2 separate regions of the Mus musculus genome follow, and region 2 is linked to region 1. A link is a contact called in ENCODE Hi-C or POLR2A ChIA-PET data. All regions are on one chromosome and are shown on one strand. The core of a region is the stretch at or near the end of the contact, and the rest is flanking DNA. Distances in the headings are between cores, read along the strand shown.

What was found. Hi-C counts contacts between places; a loop is a spot of excess contacts on that map. ChIA-PET counts read pairs that join two places held with the same protein, here RNA polymerase II (POLR2A).
Region 2: a map of heart shows a loop between it and region 1 (3-fold over the local background). The contact joins the promoter of Sun2 here to the promoter of Fam227a in region 1. A Hi-C loop is called at or near these places in 1 of 37 maps with a recorded cell type or tissue (heart). POLR2A ChIA-PET finds 5 or more read pairs at or near these places in 2 of 5 experiments (Patski and embryonic stem cell).

The regions. Positions count from the first base shown.
Region 1 is chr15:79,657,047-79,660,751 of GRCm38, reverse strand. It overlaps Fam227a (family with sequence similarity 227, member A), which reads left to right and starts at 1,796. Exons shown (of 18, transcript NM_029407.1): 1 at 1,796-2,071. Cby1 (chibby family member 1, beta catenin antagonist) reads right to left here and starts at 1,525. Exons shown (of 5, transcript NM_028634.3): 1 at 1,459-1,525.
Region 2 is chr15:79,740,624-79,744,328 of GRCm38, reverse strand. It overlaps Sun2 (Sad1 and UNC84 domain containing 2), which reads left to right and starts at 1,793. Exons shown (of 18, transcript NM_001205345.1): 1 at 1,793-1,990. Gm16576 (predicted gene 16576) reads right to left here and starts at 1,631. Exons shown (of 4, transcript NR_045069.1): 1 at 1,418-1,631; 2 at 1,099-1,246.

The sequences.
Region 1 (3,705 bases), core at 547-3,046:
AGGCTCGGGGAAGAGGTCAGCTTTTTAAATAAAACAAGTAGAGAGAAGTCATAAAACCACAAGGCTTCATGGTACATTTTTTTTTCCAATTATGTGTTTATGTGCTGAATGCATGCATATGTGCAGGTAGGTGTGTGTGTGTGTATCCACTTTATTAATATTTGTGTGCAGATTCGGAGTCTGGAGGGGGGACGTCAGGTGTCCTGTTGCATTCCCTTTAGATGGGGTCTCTCACTGAACCTGGAGCTAGACTGGCGGCCAGCGAGCACAAGCAATCCTGTCTCCGCCACCAACAGTGTTAGCATTGCAGGGGTCCGAGCTTGTAGCAGGCTTTTTTTTTTTTTTTTTTTTTGGTTTTTCGAGATAGGGTTTCTCTGTGTAGCCCTGGCTGTCCTGGAACTTCACTTTGTAGACCAGGCTGGCCTCGAACTCAGAAATCCGCCTGCCTCTGCCTCCCGAGTGCTGGGATTAAAGGCGTGTGCCACCACGCGCCGGCTTGTGGTAGGCTTTTAACTGAGATGTTGGGGACTTGAATCCATGGTCTCACACTTGAGCAGCAAGTACCCACATTCACTGAGCCTTTTCTCTAGTCCCCTTCACAGATTTTTTTTTTTAAACACACACACATACACACACCGTTCAAGGTATCCTAGGGTTCTTTAGGGAAGCTCTCTCATAGAAGACTATGGGCCAAGAAAATTAAAGGTTTGCACTTGGTTCCCAACCAACCCTGTTGCTCACCCTCTGGGGAGTCCAACGTTTTATCATCCCCCAAGGGCCTCAAAGGCTTTGTTTGCTGTTGTTTTTAATGTGTCTGAGTGTTTTGCCTGGGATACCATGGTCGTGCCTTGTGTCTGCAGATTCTACAACTAGAGTTACTGGCGTTTGTGAGCTGGGAATCGAATCCCAGTTCTCTGCAACAGCAACCAGTTCTCTGAGACTCTGATCCATTTCTCCGGCCAGTGACGTCCCTTATTTATAATCACGAATGATAACAGCCTGCAGCTCGTAGGTTAAGAGTGCTTTCATGTTTACAAACTGTTGGGACATTTGATGCTCACCATGACCCTGAGAAGTAGATCAAATTGTCCCCCTTTACAGGGAAATGCACTTACTGTGCGAAGCTTTAGTTTGCATCAGGCTATAAAATACATTCTCTTCATTCTGACAAAAAATAAAGGAAGGAAGCATCTTTGGTTTTCACTGGATTCTCAAAGGGAAAGGTGTCTCGAAAAAGTTAAGAGCCAGCCAGTCTCACGGGTCACAAAACCCAAAGAGTTCTGTACGGGTTAGGAGAAGACCTTCAAAGGATGGGGTCAAAACACCATCTCCGAGTCTCCGTCGCAAGAGGTGCCCGCGGAGCATGCCACGGTCCAGCCTGCCCGCTTCTCCAGGGGTACCCGGGCATCCCACCCACCACTACTGGCACGGATATCCGCCCGCCGCTCCCAGAGGTACCTGTCTGCGAAGCCGGAATCCCGAGCTAGCCTGCAGCTTTCTGCAAGGATCTGCCCAGGCCGCGTCAACCGCCGCGACCGCGATTGGCCGGCGCCGGGCAACCATCGTGCGCATGCGCAGCCTCTCTGGCTTCTACCACTGAGAATGCAGAGGGAGCCAGCTCCGAGACGAGCCTCCGCGAAGCAGCGGAGCCCCTGCGGACTCTCTAAGGTTCACGAATAGAAGAAAGCCTTGGGCACGACTTCTGGAGATACACACATGCCTTGGGCACGACTTCTGGAGATACACACATGCCTTGTGGCATAGGCTGGGAGAGGCATGACCCCCTAAATACGTTGGTCTGGTCCCCGGGTCAGCGCCGCCGTCGTCATAGTAATCGTTTTCCTTGGCAACAAAGCAGGCCGAAAGCTGCTTTGTTGTGTTAAAAATGTTAAGTGGTGACCCAGGCTGGACTCACAGTAGCAAAATGGACCGACCTGCAGCTCCCCCGCCCCGGCCACAAAGCAAACCGCGCCCCTTGGGCCGCGGATGCTGGCGGACATCCGGAGCTTGGTCCGGTCACTGGAGGGGCTGGTGGCGGAACCCGCCCTGACGCTTCTGCCGAAGCTTTCAGGTAAGACAGACGGACAGATATGACGACTCCCTGCCAGTAGCAAACTGGCTCCTGCCAGTCTTGCCTCCTCCACACTCCCACAAGCAAGGGAAACTGAGGTCCAGGGAAGGTTGCCCAGTGTACAAGGGGTAGAGAACTGGAGAGTCAGCTCCAGGATTCCTCAAGTCCTAAGGACATTGTAGCTCGGTTTGGTAAATGAAGAAATGGCCATCCAGGAGGCGTTTCTTGGCTGCCTAGTGGGTGTACGAGGTCATCCCACCATAAAGGACAGGACCCAGCTCCAAGCAGTCTTCCTCCACCTTTGCCACACAGCGTTCGAAGAGAGAATTCCACATCAAAATCAACCATATCTAGTGTAGCAACCGCTACAGAAACATAAAGCAGAACACATTTGAAAGTTGCGATCATTCTAGAAGTTTTTTTGTTTGTTTGTTTGTTTGTATGTTTGTTTGTTTGCTTGTTTGTTTTTTTCGAGACAGGGTTTCTCTGTGTAGCCCTGGCTGTCCTGGAACTCAGTCTGTTGACCAGGCTGGCCTCAAACTCAGAAATCCGCCTGCCTCCCAAGTGCTGGGATTAAAGGCGTCCGCCACCACCGCCAGGCTCTAGAAGCTTTTTGATATTAAACCTTGTGCGCCCTCTACCGGTGCTATCCCCGAAGCACCTTTCGTATTTTGAGATAAAGTCTCCCTGGGTACTCCTTATCTCATCCTCCTGCCTCAGCCTCTCAGTGCTGGAATTACAGACACACACCCAGCCTGCCTTCAACCCCTACCCTTTTGCTTTGTTTGTTTTTTTTTTTTTAAGATTTATTTATTTATTTATTATATGTAAGTACACTGTAGCTGTCCTCAGACACTCCAGAAGAGGGAGTCAGATCTCGTTACGGATGGTTGTGAGCCACCATGTGGTTGCTGGGATTTGAACTTCGGACCTTCGGAAGAGCAGTCGGGTGCTCTTACCCACTGAGCCATCTCACCAGCCCCGCTTTGTTTGTTTGATATTTGAGACTGGGGCTCAATATGTAGTTCTGGCTGCTCTCCCAACTTACAAAAGTCCTCCCGCCTCTTTCTCCAGAGCGCTGGGATTAAAGGCTAGTGCTCCATACCCGGCCCTAGGCTTTTTAACAAGTCAATTCAAAACAGATTAAATTAACTTGACTATTGTTGCACTTAACTCGGTTTGTCCAAAATACGAATAAACAAATATTTTAAATTTTTACCATGTATTGGTTATTAATTTCTTTAGTCACGCTAACCAAATTTCAGAACTTTTGTTTTGGTGTGTGGCTAGTGGCCGTGGGGCTGGGCAGCATCCAGGAGTGTTTTCCTTCCAGCCTCGTTGCCCTCTGTCTGGGAGCTGTTTCTTCTCCCCATCAGCCAGTTAACTCCTGCTCTTCCTTCAGCACCTTGACCTCCGTAACTAGGTCAGAACAAACTGTTGCAGCACTTCAGAGGCAGAGGCAGGAGGAGCTCTGTGAGTTGGAGGCCAGCTCGGACTACATAGCAAGTGCCAGGCCAGCCAGGGCTACGTCATGGTGAGACACTGTCTCAAAAACAAAAACAACAACAACAAATACCCAAAACCACACTGTCACCTCATAACCCTATGTACTTTCTTTGGAAGCAGTCATGAGT
Region 2 (3,705 bases), core at 544-3,043, 84 kb before region 1:
CAGCAGTAAGCAGTGTTTCTTCACGGTCCCTGCCTCTGCTCCTGCTTGACATCCTGCCCGGACTTTCCTCAGTGAGAGACTACAATAGGGACGTGTGAGCCAGAGAAGTCCTTGCCTCCTCCAAGTTGCTTTTGGTCCGTGCTTTATCGCAGCAGCCGGGAACCAAGCGAGGACATCAAGTTCATGTTGATGTCTTATAAATCAAGAAAAGCATTACAACATGATAATAAAGTATCATCTTTATACCCATGTGGGTAGAAACATAACTTTATTGTTGTTCTAGAGCCCTCATGTGGGCTGTCTGTGCGTGTGCTCCACCTCAGAGCTATAAGATGGGGAAGGCACTACCCGCGGCAAAAATAAATAAATAAATTTAAAAATGGAGGACCATAAAGTCTGAATGTGGCCCTACTCTTGAGGTCAAGGTTGTTCCCCTCTGTAATCTTATCTAATAAAAATAAATTAAATAAAATAAAGTTAAAAAAAGAAGAAGGAAAAGGAGAAGAAGAAGAAGATAGTTAGCATAATTGTCCAAAGATACTGTAAGGGTAGACAGCATCTCATTTCCAGATGGGACAATGGAGGTCTAGAAAGGGGATCTGGTTTTATTTGGCAGTGGAACCAATCCAAAATGAGGGTGTGTGTATTTCCTCAGTTTCCTACTGCCTTTGGATACCAGCTTTTTTTTTTTTTTTTTTTTTTCTTTTCGAGACAGGCTTTCTCTGTATAGCCCTGGCTGTCCTGGAACTCACTCTGTAGACCAGGCTGGCCTCAAACTCAGAAATCTGCCTGCCTCTGCCTCCCCAGTGCTGGGATTAAAGGCGTGAACCACCACTGTCTTTCTTGTCCCAGTTCCCCCCACCCCCTTGGCATTTTAAAGTGAAGGACACCGGATCTCATCATCCTTAGAAGATATTGAACAGAAGTGGTTTATCCCCAGTCGCACTCCTTTATCTTCTGGGGGCGGGGTGTGTGTGTGTTTGAGAGAGAGAGAGAGAGAGAGAGAGAGATGGGGTGGTGGTGGGAGGGGACAGGTCCGTGGAGTCAGGAACTCATCCCAGGGGGAGGAAAGTAGGAGAACCGTGTTGCCAGCCCTACCTTCTCTTGCAACCAGCTGTGGATGGAGCCTTCTTTAAAACAGAAAAGCTGCTGTCAAACTTGGGGTTTCTGACTGGACATGGTGGTGCACTCTTATCTCAGCACCTGGGAGGCAGAGGGGTAGGTGGATCTCCGTGACAGTAAAATCCTGTCTTGGAAAAACAAAAACAACAACAAAAATAGGTGGTGCGGGAAGATGGGTATCCTGCCCACCTTGGAATTTAAAATTCAACCTTAAAATTAAATAGTATTAATCTTCTAGACTCAACTTCCCCTCTGGGTGGGTTCTTTATAAGAAACAAAAAAAACTTCCACGGACCTGTTTCCCTCGTCTTTAAAATGGGCAGACACGGCTGACGCTGGTAAGCGTCCAAACCACCCGCGCGGGGCCGCGTCAGGACCCTATCCTGGGGCCAATTTCATGACACCCTGTGTGCTCCCGCACCTAAAGCCTTTAGAGCTCCGGCGCCGCGCGCGCGTGGGCACGGATGCGCGAGGGAACGCTCGGGTCCCACAGCCTGGAGGTCGTACTCGCCCCCGCCTCCCACGCGCGGACTACAGGGCCCACGCGGAGGGCGGGCCGAGCCGGAGCCTTTGTGTTCAAATCAACCAATGGGCGGCGGCAGAGGGCGGGGCGGGCCGGCTGGGCCCGGCCAATGACTTGTGGGCTGTCAGCGTTGATTGACAGGCGCACACATACACACTCGGCCACGCGCGCACCGCCCTGCCCCACTCGCGCAGCGCGGTCCTCTGCCGGCCGCATTGTCCGCTCACCGACCCCGCGCCGTCCCGCGTCTCCGCTCCGCGCGCGTTTCAGCCCCAGCCCCGGGCCCGGCCCGGCCCAGTGCGCGGCGCCGCCCGGGGGACTCCGACGCGGGAAGAACCACGCAAGGTAAAGAAGGGATTGGGCCCGCCTCCCCACGGCCCCGCGCCCGCCTGACCCGGGTCGCCGTCCGGCCAAAGCGCGGGCCTGCGCCTCCCTGTCCGGCCAGGCCGGGCCACTCCAGCCCCTGCGCGACGCACGCCCCGGGACACTCGCGGGCCGGCGCCCTGACGCATCGCGGTCACGGGGAGGGCGCTGTCCCCAGGCGGGACTTCCCCAGCAGCCTCCGGGGAGGAGGGCAGCCAAGACCCAGCCGCCCCAAACCGGACCAGGGCTGTGCCACAGGCCGAGTCCTGGCACTGGAAGTTCTCAGCCTGCGCCACCGCTGCCTGTCACAGTTATGGGGTACGGGGGAGGGCCCTTTTAGCTCAGTTCCAAAACAGCCAAACCCAACCAAAACAAAACAAAGCCAGCGCGCTCCGGGGTGTGACTTAGAGCCAGGACAGAGGGTGAGCGCCTGGAGCACTTTTTTGTGTCCCAGGGGAAATGGAGTGGAAATGTCACGTATAATATTCCCCAGGATAGGGGAATCTTCGGGACCAAGGCTCTGCAGTAGGAAAGTATGTTTTATTTGAGGGTTTTGTAACTAATGGCGGGATGGAGGAGTGTCTATCTCAGCGGCTCCCCACGGTAGACCTTTGTCATCTTGTGTAATCTGGATGGCCGCTGTGGCAAACTATTTTGTGACAACAGGATGAATATGAAAGATAAAGATAAGGTCCACACCGCTCTGGGAGTGCTGGGAGGTGGCACACGGGGCAGTGTTCGGTGCCCCACCTCTCCACCTACTCAGAACGTTTAGATTCTTGCAACAGCGGCGTGGGCACTGTATAAACATGTTACACTCTTTTCCCCCCTGGCAAAGGCTTCATGTGCTACAGCGGGGCAGGGGTTAAGAGGTGGAGCATATGGGCATCTGGAGCTGTCAGGTGGGGGTGGCAGTCATGGGGGGAACTACCTTATAAGGACTGGAATACAACCCAGGACCAAGGCAACTTCCTGCTTTGGCTACTACCACTTGGTCCCTTTACCAACACCAGTCGAAGAGAGTGAGAGATGCCAGATGGGCATCCCACCTGGGAAGATGCCAGTTAGCCCAGACAGGAGGCTACTTGTCTTTCTAGCTGGATGAACCTGACCTTCTGGTTTCTGTGGTCTGGGTTTGGGTGTTTCCCACCATGCGAGGTCACTATCCACCAGGAATAGCAGAAACAATACTAAGTCACAAGTACCAGGAACTCATTTTGGATGGGTTTGGGATCTAAAGTTTTGTAATCCTGCTAGCCCAGGCTCGGTGAGATTCCTGGGTTGATATTCTGAGATTTGAAGCTGGGTCCCGTGCCTGAAAGATTTGTTTATCTTCACTTGTTGTTTTCACCTTGGTCTTCTTATCAGTTTCACTCCACCCCATGTGGTGACTGTAACTGTTCTATAGGCTAGACTGACTGCAAGACCACACAACAGCTCCACCTCCTGCCTTACTTCTGTTAACAAATATTGGTTGTGTAACTGCTATGTAACCACGCAGTTTACAGCCATGTTCCAAGTGCATGCTATATGGAGCTGTAACACTCCCCAAACAAACAACTTGCAAACCTTCTGATGGAATGCAAATGTCCAGGCCCTGCAGCCTGTCAGGTCTGAGCAGAGAGACCTGGCTCTCACCTGCAGGCTAGCATTCCAGGTTCTTCCCTGTAGATGGGTGATGATGGCCGCCTTCCTTG